7 separate regions of the Mus musculus genome follow, and all the other regions are linked to region 3. The links are chromatin loops, found by intact Hi-C in ENCODE. Cell type or tissue: heart. All regions are shown on one strand.

Evidence for each region. Peaks named below come from ENCODE experiments on the same cell type or tissue, not always from the same donor. Only the 100,000 strongest peaks of a DNase experiment are listed, where the experiment ranks them.
Region 1: it touches region 3 in a loop (3-fold over the local background); 19 of 42 quality-filtered maps call a loop at or near these places.
Region 2: it touches region 3 in a loop (7-fold over the local background); 4 of 42 quality-filtered maps call a loop at or near these places.
Region 4: a loop joins it to region 3, with 4 times the contacts of the local background. A loop is called at or near these places in 18 of 42 quality-filtered maps.
Region 5: a loop joins it to region 3, with 23 times the contacts of the local background. A loop is called at or near these places in 10 of 42 quality-filtered maps.
Region 6: it touches region 3 in a loop (4-fold over the local background); 6 of 42 quality-filtered maps call a loop at or near these places.
Region 7: it touches region 3 in a loop (8-fold over the local background); 19 of 42 quality-filtered maps call a loop at or near these places.

Annotation. Positions count from the first base shown.
Region 1 is chr1:131,058,388-131,062,387 of GRCm38, reverse strand. It overlaps Mapkapk2 (MAP kinase-activated protein kinase 2), which reads left to right. Exons shown (of 10, transcript NM_008551.2): 2 at 3,626-3,765; 3 at 3,972-4,000. Among named protein-coding and RNA genes, the nearest start is that of Mapkapk2, 37 kb to the left of the region's middle. In heart, CTCF peaks have their summits at 1,691 and 1,913 (motif pointing right); DNase peaks (open chromatin) are centred at 321, 1,377, 1,897 and 2,777; H3K27ac peaks cover 2,204 bases.
Region 2 is chr1:131,258,846-131,262,845 of GRCm38, reverse strand. It overlaps Ikbke (inhibitor of kappaB kinase epsilon), which reads left to right. Exons shown (of 22, transcript NM_019777.3): 17 at 2,801-2,840; 18 at 3,563-3,664. The region is part of intron 1 of Gm28913 (a long non-coding RNA gene); the gene reads right to left. Among named protein-coding and RNA genes, the nearest start is that of Gm51644, 15 kb to the left of the region's middle. In heart, a CTCF peak has its summit at 2,272 (motif pointing right); a DNase peak (open chromatin) is centred at 2,270; H3K27me3 peaks cover 2,053 bases.
Region 3 is chr1:130,545,955-130,549,954 of GRCm38, reverse strand. The region is part of intron 2 of Gm16083 (a long non-coding RNA gene); the gene reads right to left. It also overlaps a transcript of Zp3r not described here. Among named protein-coding and RNA genes, the nearest start is that of Gm16083, 33 kb to the right of the region's middle. In heart, a CTCF peak has its summit at 1,815 (motif pointing left); a DNase peak (open chromatin) is centred at 1,764; H3K4me3 peaks cover 542 bases; H3K27ac peaks cover 505 bases.
Region 4 is chr1:130,775,179-130,779,178 of GRCm38, reverse strand. All of the region lies in intron 2 of Gm28856 (predicted gene 28856), which reads right to left. Among named protein-coding and RNA genes, the nearest start is that of Gm28856, 11 kb to the right of the region's middle. In heart, a CTCF peak has its summit at 2,336 (motif pointing right); no DNase peak of the experiment used is centred here.
Region 5 is chr1:130,977,955-130,981,954 of GRCm38, reverse strand. No RefSeq gene overlaps it. Among named protein-coding and RNA genes, the nearest start is that of Gm41952, 16 kb to the right of the region's middle. In heart, a CTCF peak has its summit at 2,285 (motif pointing right); no DNase peak of the experiment used is centred here.
Region 6 is chr1:130,873,625-130,877,624 of GRCm38, reverse strand. It overlaps Fcmr (Fc fragment of IgM receptor), which reads right to left. Exons shown (of 8, transcript NM_026976.3): 2 at 3,245-3,577; 3 at 2,472-2,603; 4 at 1,443-1,662. Among named protein-coding and RNA genes, the nearest start is that of Fcmr, 9.8 kb to the right of the region's middle. In heart, CTCF peaks have their summits at 508 (motif pointing left) and 2,315 (motif pointing left); no DNase peak of the experiment used is centred here; H3K27me3 peaks cover 398 bases.
Region 7 is chr1:130,782,515-130,786,514 of GRCm38, reverse strand. It overlaps Gm28856 (predicted gene 28856), which reads right to left. Exons shown (of 4, transcript NR_151623.1): 4 at 2,082-4,000. It also overlaps a transcript of Fcamr not described here. Among named protein-coding and RNA genes, the nearest start is that of Fcamr, 16 kb to the left of the region's middle. In heart, a CTCF peak has its summit at 2,192 (motif pointing right); no DNase peak of the experiment used is centred here; H3K27me3 peaks cover 440 bases.

The sequences.
Region 1 (4,000 bases), 510 kb before region 3:
GACCTGATCCTGAACCCTGCATGCCTTTCAGGCCTCCTTGGCCTGTGTACCTTAGTTTGGAACACACATCTTTCGACCTTTTCTGCAAGAGCATTTCAGAGACACCATATAGGGCTGAGTCAAGGCACAGAATTGGTTCGAGGCTTAGCATGGGTATCATGGATTTCAGTTCCTTCCAGGTACACCTTCTCTCAATGCTGTGGTTTTTTTCTTTGTAGGAAAGTCCATCCCCCAGAGCGAAGGTCCTGAGCCCTTTGTTCTCCAGTGTCCTCTCTGCACTGTGGGAATGAGACCTTTCCCATGTGACCCTCCTGGCTGCCCAGCTCTTCCTCAGCTGGGGTGTGCTAGCAGCTTCCTGTCACCTCTCTGCCTGGATGGCTCAGGCCACCTCTCTTGTCTGTCTTTACTTAGCCATGTACTTGAGATCCGTGCATTCTTGCTTTTTCTCTCCAGTGTTCTGTATGCTACACTTGTCTACAAGTGTCTGTGGCACCTCATGGCCCCGCTCTTTGATGTTAACCCGCCCGCCTGCCTGCTATGAAGGCCTTCCATAGCTTCAATTAGTATTCATAACCAGTGAAGGTCTGATAACACTGGGTATACAGGAGGCCCTATCTCAAACAAAACCCCACTAAAACCTCTATACGTATTGTAAAAATCAAGGCTTCTCATAGTTATCCCTAATCTGCCCAACCTAGCCAAGTTTCTAGAGGATAAAACCTAATGAAGTTCATCTCAGTTACTTGTTTTCCTGTAAAATTTTAGTTTTCTCTAAGGATTGAGATTTTCCTAGTCTTTATCCAGTTGACTTCACCTGGAGGAGAGAGGCCTGCCTGCAGCAAGTGCATGCACCCACCTGTCCCACTGTGGAGGTGCAGGGGGGACACAGTTTAGATAGTAAGGCAGTTGCCACACTCCAGAAATTTTCCCTGGAGGAGAGAGCTTGAAAATACATTTACTACTAGGTGAAGGAAGAGAGAGGAGGGATTTGATTAAAGAAATCAAACTTTATTTCACCTGTGGAGAGAAGGCATCAGTATGGAAAGTGTTGGTTTTAGCTTAAGAGAAGAGAACCTTATGTAGAGCTTCTTTGTTTTTGTTGCGTTTATAAGCTGGTCTCTCTATAGTCCAGGCTGGCCTTGGACTTGCTATATTGCCCAGGCTGGCAGAGAACTCCTCCTGCCGGGCCACAAGTGCTGGGAGTATGGGTGTGGCACTACTGGACATGTATTTGCCAGGAAGGATGACCCCACTTCAGCTGGAACTGTTGAGTATGCTGGCCCTAACACTCCTGTCTGTGAGGTGGAACCTGACCCTCCCAGTGCCATGGACGAACCCCGGCTGTGGATAGCAGTGATCCTAAGACAGCTGTGTTCTTGGATCCCAAACCCAGTGTGCAGTCTACGGATCAACTTTCCTCAGAACGCTTGCCTGCACTGTCTGTTGTCTTTACGATTTTGTCTACTTTGGCATCGTGGCCTGAACGTGGGGCCCAACAGCTCCCCAGGGTGTTCATCTCTGATATCTATCTCCTGCCCTCGGATGTGGAGGCAGAGTGAGGGTGTGGGTTCCCCCATGGGATTCTTTTTACTTTTGTTCTGTACTGTGGTGGAGAATGGAAGAGAGACTTGAATTATGAATCTTTCCAGTGCCTGCCTCCGGTGGGTATCTGTCCTGCTGCACTAGCCTGGCATTTCCGATTGTCAGTCTGTTTTGGTTTTGATGTTCAGTGCCATGCGTGGTCTACAGTAGAAGTTCAGTCACTACTTGATTATGTGCACATGGAATTGGCCAGTGTCTCTTTCTGTTCCTCCTACAACATGGGAAAATAAAAATGCACACCCCGTGACCCCCACCCCCCACCCCAACCCCATACAAGCTTGTGCCATGCTCTCATTTGACCACAAGGTGGCAGTGTGACACAAAGCACATGGGAGATAGCTGTCTTCTTTGTGGGTTTCTGCTTGAGAAGTTGCCTCTTTGAAGCCACTTTGAGAAGTTTCAGCCTCTGACAGTTTCTTAGACTCTGAGTGATAGGGTGGAAAGACTTGGAATTTGTCTGTCAGGCCTGATGCAGGCTGTGGCTGTCATCCTAGGAGTTTAGCCTTGGGCAGGCTACTCTCTGAAATGGGTCAACGTGACTATAGCCTGAAAGCACATTAGTGTTATTGGTGGGGATTCCGAGCTTGTCTCTGGCTGTCTGACCCCACTTCCCAGACCTCAGCTCTCTTCTTGGTCTCCCTGCTTGTCCACATTGGCCTCATTCTAGTCAGTGCCCAGTCTCCACCTTATCGAAGGCCCCCCGCGCCTGCCTGCTGCCTGCTTGTCCGTCTGCTCTCTGGCCTGTTTCCCTGCCAGCTCAGACTGCAGAATGTCCAGAGCTGTTGGAGAGTGTGATGTATGGGTAGATCTGTTCAGGTCTTTGTCTTACAGATTTTGGCTTCTGTGCCCTGCATTGAGCAGGCATTCTAGTAAAAATGATAGCTGTTCCTACTGAGCACAGTTTAACCCTCATAGCATAGCTGTGAGCAAAAGTGGCTACTCCACTGTACAAAGCAGAGGTCTGTTAGGATGCCTTTGGTTCTAACAATGGAATTCTCCTAAAAGAGTTTAAACAATCAGGAACATTTTCCATTTATTTATTTGTTTTGCTTTGGAAGCAGGGTCACACTCCCTGGTTTCATTGAGGAGCCACAGTCGGCCCTGAATCCCCACTTTCTTGCCTTGTCTCCTGGTTGTGCCTGGCAGGAAACAGGCTGCTTGGTGATGTCCCAGGGATCCTGGGAGCTGCTGTCTCTCACTGGCTTCTCACTGCTCTGTGGCCAGACCCTTTACTGGGACCATGGTGACAGCATGCTCCTAGCTGCCAGGTGCTGGAGACAGTGTTGGTCCTGTGCTCTTTCTGTGATTGTCTCTCAGTAAATTGCCATCAAAGTTCTTCTGGGCCATTTGGACATTAGGCTTGTTCTTAAGCTAGTCAGTAGCTAAAGGGCGGAAACAAGTAGCTGGCTTAGACTGACCAGAATCCGGCCTTTTAAGGCTGATGAGGGTCCAGCTTGACTTCATGCTCCTGGACACCCAGTCCCAGGAGCAAGAAGGGACATGAGTGTGGCTCAAGGCTGCAACTCTGGCAAGCAGCAGGGTCCCAATCAGCATCGGGCTGACTCCAGAGACCACCGGGCTGAGTCTGCTATAGGTTTGAAGTTTCTGTCCCTGAGGATTCTGGAGTCGCTCCCTTTCTTGTCCTTGAAGTGGTTCCTTTTGTTCTGACTCCGTGGGACACTGTCCTCCAATACTTAACTGCTGCCTCTCCTTCTGTAGACTTCATGCTCTTAGCTGATGGAATGAGAGTTGTCTCAGCTTCCTGTTCAGGCTCTGGAGAGTCAAGCTGAAGTGTTGTGTTGAGTGATTAGAGTCATCTTAGGGTCCTGGAAGGGGAGAGGTTGGGGAAGATGCTGTGAGAGTGACCTTGGGGGGGGGAGAGAGAAAGGAGAGAGAGAGAGAGAGAGAGAGAGAGAGAGAGAGAGAGAGAGAGAGAAAGAAAAAGAAAGAAAACATTTGTAGTGTTGGTGGGGCCAGCTGTTTCTCGTAGCCCTGTGTCACTCAGGAGGTGTTGGCCTTGCAGATGCTCCAGGACTGTCCGAAGGCGCGCAGAGAGGTGGAGCTGCACTGGAGGGCCTCCCAGTGCCCACACATTGTGCACATCGTGGATGTCTATGAGAACCTGTATGCCGGGAGGAAGTGCCTGCTGATTGTCATGGAGTGGTAAGTAGCCTGCAGGGTTCTGACCATCCTATCCCCATGCCATGATGAGGTGCCTCTGCCTCTGCAGACAGCCCACTATGGATCTTGAAGCTTGGGATATCAGCATCTGGCTTCCTTTGGGGGCAGTGGAATGCGTGGGGGTGGGGTGACATGCTGGTTGACAGATCTTTCACTGTACCTTTTTTTTTTTTTTTTTTTCCTTTCAGTCTCGATGGTGGAGAGCTCTTTAGTCGAA
Region 2 (4,000 bases), 710 kb before region 3:
GTGTGTACATGTGTGTGTGCACGTGTGTGTGTGTGTGTGTGTGTTTTGTGTGTGCATGAATGCATGTGTGTTTACATGTTGTGGAGGCCACAGACTGATGCTTGGCTTCTTCTTCAATTGCTCTGCACTTTATATCTTGAGGCAGAGTCTTCATACTTGAACCCAGAGTTCACCATTCTGACTAATGTAGCTAGCCAGCTTGTTTTGGGGATCTCCTGTCTTTACCTCTCTAGCACTGGGCTCATGGGTGGCCACAACACCTGCCCAACATTCCATGGGTGAGCTCTAGTGTCCACACATTGCAGTAACACTGCACTTACTGAGCCATCTTCCCAGCCCCTCTAGTATGTCTGTAGACCACCAAAAGAGCCAGTTCATCTGGGAATGAGGATCAGAAGGAATCCCCATTAGAGTTCCTGGACTAGGAGATTTCTTATGTTATTGCTAATGTCCACAAAGACCTTCTGGGCAAGGGCAACCCTTCATAGGCTTAGGAAGGAAACCAGCTTGTCTGAGTTGGATGAGGGTGGAGTAGTCAGGGTAAGGATTGAATGTGGGAAGGGGTGGGGACAAAGTTGGAGAAGCCTGGGAATAAAAGCCCCAGTTAGCTAGCGAGCTGACATATTAGAGCTCACGTCCTGTTCCACCCTATGCTCCAAACATTTCCATATCTGCCTCATTGCCTAAGGTTCTTCTGGCCCCAGGATAATCTATAAAGCACTGTCAGGAGAAATATAATATCTAGCCATATGTGCAATTTAAGCTTTCTCACAGCCAAATTAAAAAGAAAAAAATGGGCAAAAGTAATTTAATAAATTTTATTCAATTCAATACATCCTAATGTCATTTCAGCATATACTTAATATAAACAAAACCACTAAAGAGATATTTTATGCTCCTTTTCATGCTAAATTTTCAAAATCCCATGTGTAGTTTATATACTTTATATCTCTGTCTAGAAGATAAATGTTCAGTAAATGTGATATGCCTTAACACAATTAAAAAGCTCTATTTAGTGGAAAAATTTTACTTGCTTCAGTTTTCAATTCTACATTAATTGAGTACATTAAATTAAAAATCCAGGTCTTCAGTCACCATGGTCACCAGTGTCCTGTGGTCATTAATGAGGACATGGAGATCTTCAGAACATGTCATCTCTTTCCTTTGGGGCCTTCCCTGGGATCCTGGCCTCAGAGGGCATGGGAAAGGCACATCCCCCTGTCCTTGGAAGCGGCAGGATGTGGGACTCAGCCAAGGTGTTGTGCCCAGCTGGCCACTGCTGTGGCTTAGGAGTGTGAGGAAGTTCAGTTTACCTCCACGTCTGGAACACCATATTCTCGCCACCTAAGCTTTAAAGCCTCGCCTTGATGTTAGGCACCAACCTAAATAGGACTCCATAAGTCTTTGAATTATTTAGTGCTCATAAAACTCTATGCACTGCCGAGTGTGGTGGCACACACCTTTGATCCCAGCTTTCAAGAGGCAAAGACAGGTGGATATCTGTGATTTTGAGGCCAGCCTGGTCTACATAGTGAGTTCAAGGCCAGCCAGGGCTATGTAGAGAGACCCTGTCTCAAAAATGATCATCAACAATAATCCTCTCTGTGTCACAATTTTCCTCATTTTATAGTTTAGGAAACAGGCACAGAACAGCTAGTTAGTGCAATCATTCTGCGTCCAGCTTCTTTTAACCATCCCATTTCATAGCCTCAAGAGTGTCTATATGTACTGCTCTCACAGAGTATTTTATTAGAATGTGGACAGCCCCAGGTGCCAGGAGTGTTGCACGCTGCCATTCTGGAAGGCTGCTCCGCAGGCTCCAGGGCACTCCCCTGTGATCCGGATAGGCATCCATGTGTGCACACGACGGTTACCCGAGCCAACTCGCTTGTTCACAGCTGCCTGGTGCTAGGAGGTAGAGCTGGAGTGTGTTCAGGTTCCTCGGCCTTCGCTAGTGCAGGCCCAGGAAGAGGACCCCACTCCTGGGGTGGTGGGATGGGAAAGTGGAAGCGCAAACCAGAATCCTCTTAATCCGTGGCTCTCAACCTTCCTAACGCTACGACCCTTTAATACAGCCTCCCAGGTTGCAGTGACCCCAGACCATACGATTATTCTTGTTACCACTCCACGGGTGTAACTTTATGTGAATATCTGTGTTTTCCAACGGTCTTAGGCAACCCCCGTGAAAGGGCAGTCATCCCCAAAGGGGCTGAGACCCGCTGCTCTTAACCTTGGAGCTACTGCAACTTGGGAAACCAATTTCCTCAAAGCCCAGCAGGGGGCAGTCTCTCCTCGTTGCAAGAGCTTTAAGGTCGTCGGCAGTAGCCTCGATCTAGGCACGGGCACTTCTACCCAAAGCTGTTCCTTCTGAAAAAAGCTGCTGGGCAAAGAGGGACAGTTAGAAGGTGGTGGCCTACCTGTGAGAGACTCCAGGGATGGAGCCAACCAGCTGCCAGCTGGGGAGGGTGGAGGATGCAGGGCCGAAGCTACGCTAACATCTCACCCAGCGTTCCCACCTGCAACATCTCCCGTACACACACCCGCCCACCCAGCAAGATTCGCCTCGCTCTGGAGCCCCAAAGCATTTCTCCTCAGCTCCTTTTTACCAAAATTATATTCAGTCTTTTGTCCACAACAGCAGTGTTGTCATAGTTACTTGATGTTCCATTTCCTCATCCCCGCGGGCTCCCCTAGGCCTGAGATCCCATAAAATGGTCCCCACCCTAGGCTGTTCTTCATCTTTTTAACTTGGTTCCCGGACTAGTTGAGTGGTGACGCCATCCCCATCTGTTTCCTTCAGGGCTCAGCTACAATGAGGAGCAGATCCACAAGCTGGATAAGTGAGTGGTCCCCTTCCCATCAGGCAGGTGGGCAGGAGGGAGGAGCTCATCGGGATGGAGTGAATCTTTATTCTAGGTGGGAAATAGTGAAGCACTTACCCTTGGCCATGGCTGGGTGAAGGTCGTAACTATCCGAGCCTTGTTATATAGGGTCACAGCTGAGTCAGAGGTTTCTCACAATCAGCCTTGAAGTAACTGGCTTTATTCCCAGCATGAACAAGTTTATAGGATTTTTCTCTCTAATTATTCTCACTGATTGGTTCCTTCCCCCTCCCTGCTTTTGACCTTTTGACCATGGGCCTGCCTAGCATCTCATAGATACTGTTTCTTGGACACCCACATCTTCCATGAGGTCTCCCTGGTCTGGTGGCTATTTGGAGATTTTTTTTCCCTCCCAGAGCTATAGCACCTCTAACTCCTACATGCATACACAGACACACATGTGCACACACCTGTGCTCTCCAGGGCTCCGTGTCCTTATTTTCTCCCAGGGATCAAGTTGAGAGTGGATGTGTTCATTAACCATTGTATTGGCCTCCCCTGTCTCCTTATTGGTACACGTGGCTTTTTCTGGCCTCTGGGCTTTAGGACCCAAGTGTATGGTCATCCTCTCTTCCCTGAGATCTGCCCCTGCTTGGGGCAGAGGGGTGGTGGATGGGCTAAGTCTGCATGCAGGTGGCTCTGGCTGCTCACCCCGGTCCATGGGGTCTCTGTCCTTCCAGGGTAAATTTCAGTCATCTAGCCAAGAGGCTGCTGCAGGTGTTCCAGGAGGAGTGTGTGCAGACGTATCAGGTGTCGCTGGTCACACACGGCAAGCGGATGAGGTAAGCAGCCTAGCCCTTCCTCTCTCTGAACTCAAGGAGCCTGGGCTGGCCCAGGGTTTCCATACTACAGAGGACCTTGGGCTAGGCTGGCCCAGCCCTTCCAGACTGCAAAACATGGGCTCTGCTCAGTAAGAGAGGACCTAGTGAGAAGTATAGAAACGGTGGCCGGTCGAAATGCTGGGTGACTTCTACAAATGTGCTTTTTCAGTTCCCCAGTGTTCACACAGCCAGTGCTACCATCTCCTTTTTCAGATGAGAGGACCCAGGCTCAAAGTACTGGTCTCTCCTTAATGCCACAGAGCTAATAGGTAGCAGGCTTGGGGCTAGAACATAGGC
Region 3 (4,000 bases):
TGGCAGGCCTTGCCCTTCTCCCCTGTTCCCTCTGCCTTGCTAAAAACGGATAGATTACAGTCATAGCCACCAAGTTCTGTTTCCTTATTTGGCCACTTCCTCCTCCTGAGGCTGGAGGTCCAGCTATCAAAGAATTGAAGTCCACAGTCAAAAGCCCCCTTTGGCTCTCCTAATTAATGTGCCCAATAAAATATACCACATCCGCTCCATTAGTAGCCCATTCTAACACAGCCCTGCCCTTTTTGTTTTCTTTTTGTTTGTTTGCTTGCTTGTTTTTTTTTGTTTGTTTGGGGTTTGTTTGTTTGTTTGTTTGTTTGTTTCCAGACAGGGTTTCTCTGTATAGCCCTGGCTGTCCTGGAACTCACTTTGTAAACCAGGCTGGCCTTGAACTCAGAAATCCGACTGCCTCTGCCTCCTGATTGCTGGGATACGCCTGCAGGTCTTTTGTTGCTGCTTTTCTGCCTGAGTCAGAAAGCAGCCACTTTAACCCTCCCAGCGCCCCACCCCCCAACACTTAATAAAGGACTTCTCTGTGAAAACACAGGTGTTTGTGGTTTGTTTCTAATCCTGAGAAAGGGGAACCCCCTGCTGTGCATGGCCGATCTCCTAACCGATCCAGGTTCCCTTCCCAGCCCCTGGTGTCAGGTGGTTCCTAACTGCCAGTAACCCCAGCTTCAGGGATATGCGATGCTCTGGTCTCCACTTACTGTACACACGCCCACCAACCTACCTACCCACACCTATATATGAATAACTGACAACAAATCCAAATTCTTATTTTGAAATAGGAATTCAATGAAATGAGGGAAGAAGGAAAGGGAACAGTAAAGAAAACAGATGAAATACAAGGAAAAAAGAAGAGAGCAAAGTTTTGGAAAGAGAAAGCAGAAAGTTTCAAAATATTTTTAAAAACGAAAGACAAAAACAATAACTAGATTGTTTTAGTGCAAAATTAAGACAATTAAAAAAAAACACAAGACAGAGAAAGAAAGAAAGAAAGAAAGAAAGAAAGAAAGGAGAGAAAAGAAAAAAGAAAAGAAAAGAAGAGAAAGGAAGGAAGAAAGGATGGGCTGGAGAGATTGCTCAGCGGTTAAGAACATTGACTGCTCTTCCAGAGATCCTGAGTTCAATTCCCAGCAACCACATGGTGGCTAACAACCATCTGTGATGAGATTGGATGACCTCTTCTGGTGTGTCTGAAGACAGCTACAGTGAGTGTACTTATATATAATAAATATATAAATCGAGAGAGAGAGAGAGAGAGAGAGAGAGAGAGAGAGAGAGAGAGAAGAAAGAAAGAAAGAAAGAAAGAAAGAAAGAAAGAAAGAAAGAAAGAAAGAAAGAAAGAAAGAAAGAAAGAAAGAAAATCCAGTAAGGTAACTTCAAAAAGTTACAAAAGTATAGTAGAGACTAAAAGTGGAAACCAGGCACTAAAGGACTTCCCAGCAGAGAAAAGATACATAAACAAACTTAAATGGATGCGTGGCCTAGCAAAACGAAAGCACAGAAGGGCTGTAAGTACGTTAAAATGAAAATACTACCTAAAAAGCCGAAACATGGGAAGGGAAGAGAAAAACTTGACGTGTGAGAGAGGCACTTTTTGGGTTTGAAACCGGGCTACTGTTGTGCTATATCGCGAGGAGTGGGGTAAAGGAACTCAGGATTTCCCACGGTTTACACGGATGCCGAAGTTGTATGGGGCTTTTCGGTGTTACCTGGGGGAGGCGGGTGGGGGTCGGGGGTGGAAGGGAGGGCAAGCAACGCTTTAGTAGCGTCCATTCCTTGTGTTCTGGCGCACTCTGCTGGCCCAATTTAGCTTTGCAGACTGCAGCTCAATTTGTTCCTACCATACCTTTGTTTTCTATAAAGCACACTTCACCAAAACAGTAAACACAAGCCCTTAGACACAGCTTTCTATAAAATTCGATAGGACTTTCTAGAAGTCTTCCGGAGTATTCTCCATTCGGCTAAGGAGTACTACGAAGCCTGGTCAGTTAGTGGGTGGATGAGAACTGACAATCACCCCTCCACCTTGCACTCACACAGCTTGGCGCGCTCCATTGAGTTGTTGATGATTTGCATGTTGAGCCACAGGCTAAGGGTGAGGCAAGCGAGGTATTCGAAGTGGGCATCAAAACAAGGAAGGAAAGTAAAAATCCCCGGTAACCAAGATAAAGACAATTTTAGTGCACTGTTTCATCTGTTATCTTTTGACAATTTTGTACCTATAACCGTTCAGTTTCAATCCGTCATTACACTCTTATCCCACCACTGAGTCCTGTTTTGGAGCAAATCCACTCCTAGTTTGATATCTTTCTTTCTTTCTTTCTTTTTTTAAACACCATGTGAGTTTATGTTTGTTGGCATGAGTAGCGGGTTGTTTACTGGAAGGTGGGGAGTTGACCATTAGCACACCACTAAAGAAAGTAACTTCCTCCCCTGAGCAATGATTCGGCCTGCTGTCACCCAGGGTTCATAGAGCCTGAGCAGCCTTGCCCCACATGTGGGGAGATGGTGACAGTCAGATTCTTAGGTGGGTCCTGTGCAGGTGTCCACAATCCAGTGAACCAGTAAGAACGTAGCTGTGTGATCAGAAGACTCCCTTGCTAAGCATTCCTTCCCAGCCTCTGGTTACATTCTTGCTGCCCCCCTTCCACGATGCTCTCTGAGGCTTGGAGGTGGTGACACAGATGTCCTTTTTATTGCTGAGTATGTCCCAGTTGTCCGTTCACTTAATAGGTCTCTGTGTTAACCTCCACCCACAGGAAACATTTTCATAATGGATGCTGGGAACGGCCATAATCCACGTGGTTCATTGAGAAGTATGTAGAAAGCAACTTGATGCTCAATCCTTCTGCCGAACAACGGAACAACGGCAGGAGGCTCTGCCCAACCAAGTTCACTGTGCAGGCGTGGGTTTCCTGCTGGGGCTCAGGTTTCAAATCCAAAAAGTCTTTGTTACCCAGGTAATTGTTTTGTAATATTGAGTGGTGGGCATATCAGAAGCTGGGTAGGATTGTTGCTGGTTTTTCTCCACCAGCAGCTTCTAAGGCCCCTTCTAACACCATGAAAGCGAGCCAACACGGAGGAAGCTTCTAGCTCCCATTCAGCCTGCCTTCTCTACCTCCCACAACTCACACTTGAGTGTCTGGGGCAGTAAGGTCTTCTTGAGCTCTGATGAGCAACCAAGGCTACTGGCAGTAGCTTGTAATGTTTTGGGGTCCTTGGGGTTTCAGTGGCCAACAATTTATAAGAAGGTATCTTACACTTGGTAGTAATCCTTGGCTTCTGGGAAGAGTAAAGTCCACCTATGTGGTATTTCCACTTAACTTTTTAAAAATTACAATTTAAGTAAGACTTTCAAAATAGTAGAGACTTGGCATACATTCTTAGTATTGGTTAATACACACACACACACACACACACACTCACACACACACACTGCTGTCTTCTTTTGCCCATCTACCTATCACAACACAAAGTTCCTCCCTATTTACCTTTTGCTATCTCTCTCTCTGGGGGATCTTTACAAACACCAGAAGAGGCAAGGAAGTGGTCTGCACGAGCAAGAAGGGAATCTGGCTGAACACGACTTAGTTAGGCAGTGCTGGTTCACACTTCTAGAGTCTGACACCAGGCAGTTTATTTTAGCCATGTTTTAAGCACAGAACAACTTCAGAGGCAGGGGAAGTTTCCTGATGATAATTAACTCAATCCCTTCTGTACAGCAAAGCTTCAGACATGTTTACATTGAAATTCTTTACAAAATACGTATGACTTCTTCCATAAAGATGGCTTCTGTTGACTCAGAAACAAGGCTCAAGATAAGACTCTAAGGAAGATGACTTGGATAAACTTAACGCCCCTGGGAGTCAGGATTGACCTGGCCTAAGATAACTCTGTAGCCATCTCTCAGAAGGGTGAATAGAACCTATTGACTGAGAGACAATGCTCAAGACATAGGTAGAGAGAGTCTGGGATAAACATAGTCTGGAGGATT
Region 4 (4,000 bases), 230 kb before region 3:
GTGGCTCACAAATATTTGTAATTCCAGTTCCAGAGGATCCAACACCCTCATCTGACCTCACTGGCACTAGGTATTCATACTGTGTAGTGCATAGCCCTGGGGCTAATTATATTTGATGTTAATAACATTCCCCTGTGAGGGGCTGCGAACAAGGAAAGTGGCAACACTCAGGTGATTTCCTATAAACCTGCTTCCCACCTTAATTTGTAAAATAAAGGAGAGCTGATGATTGGGCAGATAAAGCGAAGGTGGAACAGAAGGTTGGGGGAGGGAGGAAGGAGAAAAGGGAAGGGGAGAGGACATAGAGGAGAAGGAAGAAGAAGAAAAGCAGAGCAGAAGCACATGGCCTGGAGAAACCACTAGTTCTAAGGGATCTCATAGATGGGGAAGATGGTAGTGTAGCAAGCGGTAGATCAGCCCAATCTAAGCTCACAGCGTGCATTCATATTAATTGTGTTGTGTTTTCATTTCTGGGGCTTGTTTGGGTTGGAGATTTACCACAACAATACCGCTAATAGATGTACACGTAAAGGAAACAGTTTTAAAGTTCAATAAACTTAGCCATCAGGAGAATGCAAATTAAAAGTGTTTGGAGATTTCCTCTAACCCCAGTCAGAATGGCTAAGATCAAATAAATAAATGAGAACACTTGCTTTGTTGGGAGTGGAGAAGGGGAACACTGATTCACTGTTGCTGAGAGTGCAACGAGGGGCAGCCACTATGGAAATCAGTGTGCATGTTCCTGAAAAACTAGAGATAGATGATTTACATGATAACTATGCCAATATTGGGAATATGCCCAATGAGCTCTGTTGTGGTAAATCTCCAACCCAAATAAGCCCAGGCAATGAAAACAACTCAATTAATATGAATACATGCTGTGCGCCTAGATTGGGCAGATCTACAACTACACTACCATCTTCCCCATACCCTTAGAACTTGCAGTTTCTCCAAGCCATGTGCTTCTGCTCCACTTTTCTTCTTCCTCCTCCTCTGCGTCCTCTCTCTCTCCCATTTTCTCCTTCTCTCTCCCAACCTTCCACTCCATGTTCCCTTTATCTGCCCAATCATCAGCTCTCTTTTATTTTACAAATTTAGGTGGGAAGCAGGTTTACAGGAAATCACCTGAGTGTTGACTCATTCCTTGTTCGCAGCCCTCACAGGAGAATAGAATTAACATCAAATATAATTAGCCCCAGGGCTATCTGCAACAGGCTCTGTTTCCTACAACAGAAATACTGTCTCATCCATGGTCTTTGCTCCTTGATTCACAATATCCAAGAAATGGAAACAGTCTGGAAATTCATTAACTTATGAATAGATAACAAAAAACACGGTGTTTACACAATGGGATATTATTAAGTTGTTAAGAAAATGAAATTCAAAAGAAAAATGAAATGATGACATTTTCAGCTAAAGGGATAGCACTGGAAATAATCAGCATTACATGCAGGAAACTAGACCCAGAAAGACAAACTCCACTGTTCTCTGTCCTATGCAGATGCTTGCTTGACTCTCGGTGTATGTTTAAACTGTAGGAAACTAGTAAGGGACCATGAGTGGGTTTTGAAGGGAGGGGAAGATATTCTGGTAGTTCAATGGGGGAGATAATGGAGCAGGAAGGGTTAAATGCAATGGGTAATCAGAAGGCAGAGTAGGGGGAAGGTGTATAGGGAAGAATAACTAACATTAACCACCTTTTAAAAAGTAATATGGAAACCTATTACTGTAGAAGCTTCTTAATTACATATACTTGTATGTATATTTAAGAATATATACATATATAGTATAATATAGTTTTATATAGTATATAAATATGTTTTATATATTATATACTGTATATAAGTACATTTATTTATATAGAAATAAAATATATACATATATAGTAGGAATTTAAATGGAATTACCCTAACAGGTTGGTGTTAAAAGGAACAGCGCCTCTCCATGGGCTATTCAAGTACTATAGTGCCCCCAAACATTTCAGGTTATTGTTGTTACCCTTAACTACCCTCCAGAACTTGATAGTATGACCCTCTTGCTGAGGTCGCCACAGACTTGAGTTATAGAACATGGAAAAATCATGCTGGTACCAACCTAGAAACTTCATCTTTCCTGGGTGGCTTTCATCTTGCCAGAGGGTGCTGTGCGTGTGACAAGGGGAGGAAAGACATCAAAAACTTAGATAATATCAAGCCACTGAAATTCCAAGGTGGCTGAGGGAGAGGGTCCTAAAGCCTGACCCCTAGCTGAGGAGCTGTTGGAAAGTGATTGCTGATGGGAGTGGGAGGGTCAGTTTTTATTTGTGGTGCAGTACCTGAGGGCTACCCATTCTCCAGTAGATGGCTCTAGACCTGTTCATTTATAGGCAGCACTCTGGATTCTGTGATTTCAAAACAAAGCACAAAAGCTATAAAATTGGGAGAGACTATTGGTGTTTAGGATAGGCAAAGATTTGGAGGGGAGAAAGTTGGGGGTGAATTTGATCTGTCTGTCTGTTTATCTAATCTATTTATCTGCACAATAATATATAGAGTATGTATGTATGGATGTATGTACATACGTAGTCTACATATTATGTATGTATATACATACAGACAATATATACATTATATCTGTTTATCTATTTATCTATCTACACACAATATGTAGCATGTATTTATATCATATTATATATACATTACATACACAATATATTATATATGGATAGATTAGATAGATAGATTTTGTGTGTGTATAATTTTCAAGTAAATAAATAAATTTATTTTCAATATATAGTTAGTTGAATATGGAGATGTAGACCTTGCAGGTAAGAGCACTGGCTATACTCTGAACCTATAGAAGAATGTAGAAACATTGTGTATAACAGAGAAAGATTGAAACTAACCCATCGATGTCTATCAAATATAGAATGTGTTTTATAAAATGCAGTATATATACAAAATGGATGCCAGCAGTCATAGACATCAAAATGAATGGATCTAAAAATACCCTGGGAGTTCTCTTGGGTTTCTGTTTGAGAGTGTGACATGGTTCAGTTACTTTGGAAACCAGTCTAGCAGGTTGACAGAAAGCCAAATGTAGATTCTCCATATGACCCAGTAAGACCAACAGCAGTAAAGCTTTCAACTATGTAAGAAATTCTCCATAAGTATTCACAGCAGCATTGTTTGTAATCACTCAAAAGCAGAAACAACTCAATTGTGTGGTAGGCGAAAATGGATAAATAGAAGTGCATTCTCACACACTGAATGGTGTTCAGCCACAGGAAGGAAGCACAGACACGGGTTTGGTGTAGACAGACGTCAAAAAACAGGTGAAGTCAAAGAAGCCAGACATGTTTTGTCAGATCCACTTACATGAATGGACAGCGGCATACTCTCAGGCACAGAGGGCAAACAGTGGCTATCCGAGACAGTCTGAGCGGCAATGGGAGTGACAGTAATAGCATTGCATAACTGTTTCTGTTTGTGCAGTGAAAATATTCTGGAATTGAATGATCCTTGAAAAAAACTTTTTAAATATACCAAAAAAAAAAATCATTGTGTTGTACACTTCTAAGGAGTGATTCTTTTGTTGCTGATGTACTAGTAAAATTTGTACTTGAAAATAAATATAGCTGGGCTTGAATAGTGCAGTCCTGAACGCTCAACTACTTGAGAAGCTGAGACAGGAGGATTTGAGGCCAGTTTGACCCATATCAAAATAAGAAAGAAAAGAGGACAGAGGGTATGGCTCAGTGACTGCACATTTGCAGAGCAGATGGAGGCTTCAGTGCCCGACACCACAAAGACAAAACAAAACCAGAGAAAGAAAGAAGACAAAGAGCAGCACCCCCAAAACAAGCATAATATTCAGGGGAGTGGGGAGTGATGCAGACAACAGAATAGGAAAAAATCTTTCCCAGAGATTCATCAAACAGATTAATATCCATTAATGCACAATAACTCAGAAAACCAATCACCCAGAGATCAAATAAGTCCATTAACAAGTAGTCAGATGA
Region 5 (4,000 bases), 430 kb before region 3:
CGTTGCAGAGTGGCAGTTGGCTACTGCTGGCCACCACACATACATAGGCAGTGAAGGTTCTTTTGCCAAGACAAGTTAACCAATCAGATGTGAGACACGTCTCTCCTAGGCCTATGTAAGCAGCACCAGTTCTGGGCTCAGGGTCTTTTTGCCTCTATAATCAAGCTCTTCCAATAAACGTGTGCAGAAGGATCCTGTTGCAGCGTCGTTCTTCCTGGCCAGTCGAGCGCGCGCAAGAGGTTAGATCCCTCCAGGAGAAACTGAAAATTTACACAAACTTTAAAATATATGGATAGAGTTTGATACATTTCTCAACATGTATACCCTACAGGCCATAGACTGAAGATCTGAGATATCGAGTTAGTTTGATATGTCAGTTGGTTGGGGCATTGTATGCCATTCTTAAAAATATTTTTGGAGTACCACTGAACATTATGAGTGTTTTATGAATTCTTTTGGTGTTCAAGTGCCCTGTGCTTCTGCCATTGACTTTTTCCTTTTTGCAGATATTATCCCCCACATTAACTGGCTCTTTTATTGTGCTTATCATGCCCTTGAATGTTGAAGAATCCTCACTCGGCCATTCATCTCATCTGGAGCTTTCTATTTAATCATGTGTGTTATGTGACTGTATGTGTGTGGGTATGCGCACATATGTACATATATGTGAACAAGTATATTTGTGCGTGAGGAATCCAAAAAGGAACATAGAAACCTTGAGCTGGAGTTACAGGCAGTTGTGACCCATCCAATGCTGGTGCTGAAATTGAACTTGGGTCTTTTGCAGGAGCAGTCCATTCTTAACCAATGACCCATCTCTCCAACCTCCTCATGTCGGCGCTTACTGGTAATTTTTTAAAGGTGTGTGTGCCTGTTCATGTAGGTCCTGGATTTCTGGCCCATCTACATCATTAGGATGTGTTTGAAAGTTAACTGTAGTCATTAACATCTGCACTTTTTCTCTAAAAGTTTCCTAGTAATGTCTTTTGTGGGTTCCTTTTACAGACTTAATGAAAGACACTCAATGTCTCAGCTGCAGGCAAATGTTCTCATTGTAGCTTTTTGAAACATGGGGTAGGTGACTGCACGTAGAAGTCATGGGAGTGACTGTGGGCATAGAAGACACAGATGTGGTCTCAGGAGTATTCTTCATCTCTTCCTGTGCTATCCCTGCTCAATAGCCAGCAACAATAAAGAGGAGTTCCAATAAGCTAACGAATCGTCATTTTTACAGCACCCCTTTTCTTCACGTGTGGTAAAGAATGGAGCTCACAACATACACTGGTAACTGAGGCATGGAACCCACCTCCCACCCTCCTCCCCCACCCCCCAGATCAGTTCACTCTGTGACACAGGAAGCCACTACAGGGGCTTGTTTGGTACCTTGAGACTGTGCTTTCACATGAAAGGAAGGATAACTCATGATCCCCCAATGCTATGTGTGATCTCATAGGTGCAAGTTTTTGTGATCTGGAACAATGGTGAGTCTGGGTGGTTCTGAGGTTGTGGGCCTACACTCTCTTGGCCTTGAGGCATCTCCTCGCTTTATCCTTAGAGGCAGATTCTGTTGGCTAACTGAATACAATATCCTCTGTCCAGCCTGCAACTAGGGCAGACTTTAAATTATGGTCTTCTCCTTCATCTAGTCTTTGAGAAAGTCTGCACTGATTGTCCATCCAGTTTTAGGAGAATCACCAGAGAAGGTTTATACAAAAGGTGGTAAAATACATGTTGCAAAGTCACCTGACCCTTGTATTTATTACAGTACTAGTCACAATAGCTAAAATGTGGAGACAGTACATTGGTCAAAGAATGTATAAACAAAATTTATACACACATATTTGTAGACATATATGTGTGTGCATATAATAGAATATTGAGTGCCTTGGGAAAAAGGGAACACTGTTAATTTGCTACAGAATTAATGGACCTGTAGAAGGGAATGCTAAACTTTTAAAAGTGGATAAAGAAAAGGTTTTGCAGGGTCTCTCAGTTATATATATGATACCAAGGATAAAATACACAGAGATAGAGAACGGGTTGGTAGGAAGTGGAGTCAAAGGTTATAAAGTAGCAGATATGTAGGAAGACCAAGCCTAGAGAGCTGATGTTCAACATGAGCTCAGGTGTTACTAAATAGGCATTTTGTTTAAGTAGATTTTAGCTATTTGTTACACAAAGTAACTGTATGAGATAATAGTCATGATAACCTAGCTCTCTATACAACCATATATATCTACCCAGCACACACTCCCCAAGTACCATGAGAAAATGAGGCCCCATAGCCACTAGATGGCACCATAGCAGTCCTTGTGCCTCAGATGAAATGGACTTCAAACAGGAACTGTCATAGTTGGGGGTTACATGGGGATGTTGGTGGGCTGAGGGTGGTAACAAAATATATTTCTACTAAGGGACTGTTGTTCAGCTACACTGCAGATGACAGGAACTGGTGGACGCAGCTGTAGCAGGCACAGAACCAACAATGAATGTCACATGCCTCTTACAGCAGCTTTACCTGGGCAGCTGCCTTCTGCAGAGTGGATTTTTCCCTAGCCCTATCCCAACCTTTTTCAGTTGCCACTGGCTTCATAATTCAGGTCAGATTGCAGTATCCTCTGAGGCTTGGGAAGCAGAAGCCAGAATGGGCTCAGGAGACAACAGCTTATACTCCAGTGAAGAGCAAGCCTGGGGAATGATGTGTGGGGTAGGGTGGAAGGAAGATCAGGGTGGATTTTCTTCACTAACACATTGAGAAGAGCGTTGCTGAAGGTATGCTTGCATCTTGGAAGAGTGCTGTGCCAGCTCTAAGCCAGGAATGATAGGGACACACACCTTTAGTGATCTGGGCTCTCTTATTTCCACAGGGATGATGGCAACCCCACATCGCAGATACTCAGTGCTATACCTTAGCTCTCAAGGGAACGAGACTAACCACAAACAATAGGAACTTGCCAAGTCCCATTGCTTTGAAACATTAGGATCTTGTTGGGATGAATTTATCATGTACACAGATGAATGAAAAAGATTGGCATCTTGGTTCCAGGACTCCGAAGAAAGTAGTCTGCACAGGTGAGAGTGTGGACTACAGAAGCTAACAGCTTCTGGGACAGGCAAGAGCCACAGAGCTTCTGAGGCAGCGCCATTTTCGGCTCCAGACATCCGGCCACCTTCCCAGCCAGAGGACAGGTGTCCGCCTGGCCCGGGAGCCATCTTGGTTCCGCCCACTCCATGGCACCCCAACATACCCGAAAGCTAGACCCAGATTTAAAAGCATATCTCATGATGATGGTAGAGGACATCAAGAAGGACTTAAATAACTCACTTAAAGAAATACAGGAGAACACTGTTAAACAGGTAGAAGACATTAAAGATGAAGCACAAAAATCCCTTAAAGACTTGCAGGAAAACACAACCAAACAGGTGATGGAATTGAATAAAACCATCCAAGACCTAAAAATGGAAGTAGACACAATAAAGAAAACCCAAAGTGAGGCAACACTGGAGATAGAAACCCTAGGAAAGAAATCTGGAACCATAGATGTGAGCATCAGCAACAGAATACAAGAGATGGAAGAGAGAATCTCAGGTGCAGAAGATTCCATAGAGAACATCAGCACAACAATCAAAGAAAATGCAAAATGCAAAAAGATCCTAACTCAAAACATCCAGGAAATCAAGGACACAATGAGAAGACCAAAACTACACATAATAGGAGTAGATGAGAATGACGATTTTCAACTCAAAGGGCCGGCTAATATCTTCAACAAAATAATAGAAGAAAACTTCCCAAATCTAAAGGAAGAGATGCCCATGAACATATAAGAAGCCTACAGAACTCCAAATAGACTGGACCAGAAAAGAAATTCCTCCTGACACATAATAATCAGAACAACAAATGCATTAAATAAAGATAGAATACTAAAAGCAGTAAGGGAAAAAGGTTAAGTAACATATAAAGGCAAGCTTATCAGAATTACACCAGATTTTTCACCAGAGA
Region 6 (4,000 bases), 330 kb before region 3:
ATCATCCCCAAAGAGATTTGTTTATGGGGTCAGGAGTCTTTGGTTCAAATTTAAGTTCCTCATTTTACTGGTTTTGTGCTCTTGAGCGAGTTTTAATTTCCCTGAGTCTTATTTTGTTATAAATGGGTATCAGAAATGGACTTTGGACTTTCACAAAACTGTTCTGACCAAAATCATAGGGGGTGGGAAGAATTGAAGACAGCCAGTCCATCGCAGGGTCTGATATGGCTTCTATTCCCACAGTTAGAAACCTTGGCATAGGCAGACCTGTATTAACCACACTTGGACATTGTGTGTCTTTATCACAGTTGACATGAAAGAAACATTTATTACGTGGATTTCTGAGATGGAAACTAAGAGTCCTAGTTTCATTGAAGCCACATAGATTTTATTGCCCCAGTTCCCTCACAGGATCCAAATGATAGCCTTTTTTCTCTTTTGTATTTGCTCAGGCAAATTGCTTGTGGGGTTTCACACACATTTGCTTTAATGCTGCCCCCTAGTGGTTCATTGAGGTCCGATATTTAGAACCAAGCTAAGCAATAGTAACATTTGTCACAAAGTGTTAGCAGCATTAAGAAGGAAAGAAAAAAAAAGTAAGAGTAATTTTAATGCTAATTGATTAGTAAATACTTTTAATTACTTTAAATTAATTAAACCCTTTTTCTCATTTAGTTATACATTACAACAGGCCTGAATGAATCTGTATGATAGAAAGACCTGAGTCTTTCTATAAGATCAGAACTAGGGAGTTGCAAAGAATACTACATGTGGGAAAACTCTGCTAACTAAGGTCAAAGTCCATCATGACTGGATAGCCTCTGGGCCTGGTGTAATATAAGAGACTCCCTTCATTAGTGGGGTTTCAAGGAGAAACCCCACTGACCTTACCTGGGGAATTCTAAACCCACACGTTTCTACCTGAGGAATGTCACGAAGCCTCAATGAGATTGCAGAATCAATTTTCTTTCTCCCGATAAATCTCGTTCAGCCAGAACCTGAGATTCCTAAAATGCTTCCCCATGCTAGTGAGGTATCCAGGTAAGCCCCCAGCCAATGACCTTTGCCTATTTTGGATTTTTCTACTTTCAGTCCCTCAAAACTTTATAAGCCTTGAATCACCCTAAATAAAGTTGATCTGCCTCCTGATAGCTGGTTCCAGTGTGGCTAGTCACTGTATGTACTCACAGGGCTTCCAAATCCCCTCCCATCTCGATGCCTCTGCTTCCACTGCCCTTGTGGACAGAATTGGCTGATGTCCACAAGGGCAGGGAGACCCACAACAACAAAGCATATTCTTTGATGATAAGACTAATGCATTTATACAGAACACTCAAAAGCAGAGCATTTCTCAGAGGGTTTCTGGAGACAAAGCTGAGAAGGATATAGGATGACTTCAGGGCTCTTAGTACACAGGCACTAAACATAGAAGCCCTTCTTACCTTTGCTCATGAAGTCTGGTGTGGTGGCTGTAGCTGGCCTCTAGGGGCCTGATTGCTTGCTGAGTGGAAGTCTTTGAGGCTGTGGTTGCTGGCAGGAGCGCTGGGGACTTGGTAGCTGACACAGAAAATGCTCTGTAAACTCTGGGATGTTGGGTTACTGAAGTGATGCTGGAGGGCTGGTGAACCGGAGGGGCCTCAGTCTTTGGAGTTGGCGTGGTAACTTCAAGAGGGAAGGGAAAGCTTACATCAGTGGGAGATATGCTGTGCTCTCCAGTCTCCAGGAGAAGTGGGTCTCCTCTTCCACCCACAATCACTTCTCCCCTTTTGCCCATACACACCACCTGTTTTTGTAGTCCTTGTGGCCACAAATGCCTTTATAGTGCTCTAACTACACAAAAAACTTTCATGCATGCATGCATACATACTTTAAATATTTTCTCCAGGATGCCTTCCCTGACCTCACAGGCTTACTGTCTTCTGGACATGGGGAGTACCTTGCTCTTCTGTGCTCATATATTCTTCCCAATTTCATCCCAGTCAGTCACACTCATGGATCTATGATCTGCCCAGTTACACTGTTTCTTTTGACCCCAGCAAGGCCTCCTAGTGCAGCAATGTTCAATTAACGTACCTAACTCACCAGTATATGTTAAGATGCATGGGAATGTTAGTAGATAATCATCTTTTAATTGCTAAATAGAGTTGTTAAAACCACTAATTACCAGCAGGTAGAAGACACCCCTGCAGGTAGCAGGAAACATACTGACCTCCAGTTGGCAAACGTCTGCCCAGTCTTGGTTTCTAGTCATTCAAATAGGACCTGGGGTTTGTGAATTGGGCACTTTGTTACTTGTATGCCACCTAGTGGTGGTATGTGACTCCTCCAACTAGGGCCTGGCCTCTTAGCTGTCAGATGAAGGTCCTTCCCAAGGAAAAAGCATGGGAAAGTCCCTTCAGCTTTGCTAACTGCCTTATGAATTGAACAAAACAAGTCTCCCTCTTCTCGCGCTCTTGACTTGATGAGCTCACCTTTGGCTATGACTCCAGAAGAGCTGGGATGTTCACTCCCGTGGAGCCAGGGCATCTGGTGCTGCAGAAATCTGTGCAACCATCTTGGCCGCTCAGAGGTCCATTCATCTTCCCAGAATGGTTCTGGGTATTCTATTGGAGGCAAGAGGGATTCGTTGGTGATCATCAGGGAAGAGATAAGACTGGAGGGTCCAGTAAGAGCTGACTCAGCCAAGGCCATGAGGAGATGAGAATAGTCCACAGAAACAACAAGAAAGGAACGGGTATAGAGTCTCCCTGAATGCTGGCCTTTCCCACCAGCATATCCAGCGCTCCCTATAAAGCCATTGGACTGTTGGGGGTTATACATTGCTGAAGCAGTCATGCACATGTTAGGATGTCATGGAAAAGTCAGAGTTAAGAAGAAATGTAGGACCCCACCGTATAGTAACACATTTGGCTCGATCATTGTTTCTTAGTCTTATCCACCCAAGACATAATAATCACACACATAATAATTACATAGGACATGCATGGTTCCTCTGATGGTTTCCTCATCCTCAAAACCTCCTCTGTCTAAGGTCTACCTCTCCATTCATGCCCTGGGTAGAATGGGCAACATACAACATCTATCTTACTCCTTTCATCTCCTGTGGCTAGAAGGTTCTAGGCTGTGGTGTCGGTCAACTGTGAAGTTAAGCTGTGTTGTTCTGTGTTAATACTGGGATGGCTAATATGGCAATAGTATGGGATGGTTACAGTTAGATGCTGGTCTCAGTTTTCTAAACACCTACCATTATGGACATTCAGGGTGATTTTCTGGGTCTTGCCTTTGTCTGTCTTCATGCCCACACCACAGGCATAGATTCCATCGTCATTTTCCGTCAGCTGTGTCATCTCCACTAGGAATAGCTTCTTATCCAAGCATGGCGTCAGGGTGACTCGCCTTTCATATTCCTTCTTGACAAAGGTGTTGGACACCACAGTGGAGCATATCCCAGGTTTGGCCATCTGCCGACACAGATACATCCTTACGTGTAGTTGAGGGAGTGGGCATTCGATGATAATGGATCCACCCCACTCTACATTCAGCTGTACTTCTGGGAGGACTCTCAGGGCCCCAGACACTGCGAAGAGAAGAAACTAATGCAGAAGAAGCCCCATTCTCAGATGTGTCTCTACTTCATCCATACCTCCCCCTCACACTTCTCTCCAAACCTATTGCCGACCCCAGACCACCCCCAAATTAACCCCCAGATCTAGCCATGCCCTGTCACCAGCCCAGCCTCAGCCCTACAGAGTTTTCTTCTGATTTATGCCCAGATCCTTCATTCTCATTCAGGCTTACTCTGTGCCCACCCCATGTCCTTAGCCTCAGCCTCATAATTAAACCCGAGCCTGTAAGGACCTAGACACAACTACAATGCCTACTCCAAAGAGAAATGAGATGCCAGGAATGACCCCCCCCCCCAGTGGCACATAACCCCCTGAGGGACTAAAGTCTGAGGGTGAGAAAGGTGACCCATTCTTACAGCAAATTGTCCTTCTGG
Region 7 (4,000 bases), 240 kb before region 3:
TCTTTGGATTGTAGCATGGTTATCCTGTACTTCATGACTAATATCCACTTAAAAGTGAGTTCATACCATGCATGCCTTTCTGGGTCTGGGTTACACCCACTCATAATATTTTCTAGTCCCATCCATTTGCCTGAAATTTTTATGATATCCTTGTTTTTAATAGCTGAGTAGTATTCCACTGTGTAAATGTATCACATTTTCTTTGTCCATTCTTTGGTTAAGGGACATCTGGGTTGTATCCAGTTTCTGACTATTATGAATAAAACTCCTATGAACATAGTTGAGCGAGTGTCCTTATGGGATGGTAGAGCATCTTTTGGGTATATGCCCAGGGGTGGTATAGCTGGGTCTTGAGGTAGAACTACTCCCAATTTTCTTCAGGAATAGCCAATAAGTAACTGATCCAACGTGAGACCCACTGTGTGGAAGAAAGCCAAGCCCTGACACTACTGATGATACTGTGCTATGCTTGCAGACAGGAGCCTAGCTAGCACAGCTGCCATCTGAGAGGCTTCATTTAGCTGCAGATGGAAATAGATGCAGAGATCCAGAGCCAAACATTAGGTAGGGCTCAGGGAGTCTTGTGGAAGAGTCCAGGGAAAGACTGAGGAGTCGGAGGGGTTAAGGACAACGTAAGAAGACCTATAGAGCGAACTAACCTGGGCCCATGGGAGCTCACAGAGATTGAACCACCAACCAAAGAGCACAAATTGGCTGGACCTAGATCCTCTATACATATGTATACATATGGTTGTGTTGTTGATTTTCCTCCTGCCTTGTCTTGTAGGACAGCTTTCCTGATTTTTGTTTTATAAGGATAGAGCCTCCCTGCAGTATCACTCTTAAGAAACTCGGTTTGTATCCAAACCAACTCCCAGAGACAGCTAAGCAGAGGACAGGAGCAAGCTGCTGTTACAAAATAGGTTTCATGATGGTGCCCACTCACGTTCTAGCACCTGAGTAATGGAAGCGAGAATGTTAGGGGATCTAAAGCAGTGACACACTGTCTTAAGTATAAAAATAATAGCTTCACAGTTGTATACTCTGAATATACCAAAAGCCAGAGAAAAGTTTACCTACCTCTCTGTTATTTAAAGACACATGGTCTGAGCACTCAAGGCCTATTTGTCCTCCATATTTTCCCACAAAATTGGAACAACCTGCGTTGTTGCTCTCAGGTTTCCCACAGAACACAGATGGTTGCGCTCCCTCCTTCAGGGCGTGCTCTGGGACCAGCTATCTCTCTACAGCATCTCCAGTCTCCTGGGGGAAATAACAACACTTTCCAGCAGCATCAAAAGAAGTATTGACATCCCGATGAAGACAGTGGGAAACAATACAAAGAATAAATGACTGTTGAATACCCACCTATAAATGGGATGTCTGTGTCAACCGCCACTCCTCAAGGCTCAGGAACCATCATGGAAGTGGGAAAGAAAAGAATGTAAGAGCCAGGGGATGGGGAGACACGCTATGGAATGGTGTCTTCTGTGTGTGACACGGCCATTGCCTTCACTGCAGCTATAGTTGCCCACACAAGATGGGGGAACATGGTCAATGAACATTCCAGCAGACAGCACTGATTGGAGGACACAGTGGTTACAAAGTCAAAAAGGGGGAGAACATGAGGGGGGAGAGAGATGATGATAAGTATACATGGTTACACATATATGAAACCATATAATAAGAGATATTATTTTTAAAAAAAGAAAAAGAAACAAGTTGAGAAAAGAGATTAATGTGAGGGGAAGGGACAAGAGAGATAAGAATAATATGATAAATATAATAAAAATCCCATGGCAAAATTTTAAAAGGGTCTACTTATTTTATAGAGTTCCTTTTCTCTTTTCTTTTCTTTCTTTTCCTTTCCTTTCCTTTTCCTTTTTCCTTTTTCCTTTTTCCTTCTTTTTCCTTTTTCCTCTCCTCTCCTCCCCTCTCCTCCCTTCCCCTCCCCTCCCCTTCCCTTCCCTTTCCTTTCCTTTTCTTTTTTCCTTCCTTCCTTCCTTGCTTTCCATTTCTTTTATTTTATTTTATTATTTATTTTATTATTTATTTATTTATTTATTTGTTTATTTATTTTTGGAGAAGCTTTTTTTCATTGAGTTAAGGGAACTAACTTTACCTGTTACCTTCTGCATCACCTTGTAAGATGAGTTGCTTTGATCTGCTGGCTAAGTAACTTGTGTGGGCCACTAGGGGGAACCCAGCTGGCAGAAAGAATTTGGCAGCTCTGTTCCGTGAACAGAAAAGGCTGTTCGTTCTTCAGGCTACTTTTAGTTAGCATATAATCTGGTCATCAAGTCGTTGGCAACCTGGAACCCTTCTAGAGAATGTGCTTAGCTTAATTTAATTACAATTGGAAACAAGTAATTTTACAAAGTCCAGACAAATGAGTCACTGTTGTTTATTTTTACTTCATGTATTTGAGTGTTTTGTCTACATATATGTAAACATACCGTGTGAGCGCCTGTGTCTCCTGGACTCCAGGAAACGGTCTCAGATCCTTCTGGAACTGGAGTTACAGACAGCTGTAAACTGCCATGTGTATGCTGAGAACTGAACTCAGGTCCTCCAAATGATTGGTATGCATTTCTTTAATTTACATTTATTATTATTATTTTAATGGCAGATGCATTCCTAGTGCTGACAAAAGACAGAAGAGGGAGTTGGATCCCCTGGAACTGGAGTTACAGATGGTTGTGAAAGATCACATGGATTCTAGGAATGAAACCCAGGTCCTCTGGGAGATGACCTCTTAACCACTCTTAACCAATCTTAATCCAGTGCTCTTAACCACTGAGCTATCTCCCCAGCTCCTCATAATTATTTCAGTTGATCACTTAAGATTCTTAAGCCCTAATGTTGTGTGACTGTCATTTATTCACATTATGTCAAAAAAAAAATCCACATAACAGATCCGACAGCATCACCAAAGGCTCAGATTCTTCTTAAATCCTCAGCTTTAGACTGTTATTTATTTGTCGCCAGTATTATCACGGTACACAGATCAAAGCTGCAGCCTGTGACAGCTCTGTCTCTAGCCCTTATTGAATGTCCCGTAGTGCCTTTTACAGATTGAAAAATAGTCAAAGAATAGCTGAAAAACAGGCTCTAATTTTATGTGGTTTTTGTACCATGACTTAAATGATCACTGTTTTTATTGTGGGTCTTACACATGAAGTAAATGTAACTGTCTGCTTCTGCATTGTATGATGCTATATTTCACAAAGCACTCTGACAGGAGCCAGACGTGTGCACATCACCCCTCCCCATGCTGGGAGGCTGAGGATGGTGATCTCAAGCTTAAGGATGATATGAGACTCTATTCTAAAACAAAATAAAATCAATAACCGTGTCACCCCAAAAGCATCCTGTTAAACTGAGTGCATTGTTCAAATGAGATTTAAGGTTTTGCTCTGGAAATTGAATTGTTTATTCCCAAAAGTAATAGTAGAAATACTGTGAGCCTTAGTCTAATGACTTGAAGGCATAAACGATGAGGTCTTTTCCTTTTAGATGGAATCTTGCTACATATCCCAAGCTGACCTGGAGCTGATGGTTTAGTGCTAAGGTTACAGGTGTGCGCTGAGCTCACTTCGGTTTCCCAAATCCCAGCATGCACTGCGTGACGAGCTCCCTCTGTCAGTCTTTGAGATGCTGTGTAGTGATTCACGTTGCAGTGGAGACACTGCTGTCTGGTTCTCCTGACTCCTTTGTATTAAGTCCATGCAGATAGCAGTCCATGGGCAGTACCAACTGAATTCCACAGAATTATAAAATCAGGAAAGAAGTTGTATTTATCCTCAAAGCTGAGAAGTGTGAGCTTTTGGATAAGTATAGGTTTAAATATGGAAAGGATCAGCTGTCTAGTTTTATCTATCCAGCCTACTGAAAGGAGCAATATATTTGTAGATATTTAAGGAAGAGCCGAAGGTTCAATTCATTGATGCATGCTTTTGATGCTTCTAATAATAGATATTTACTATCTCTACACTCAAAA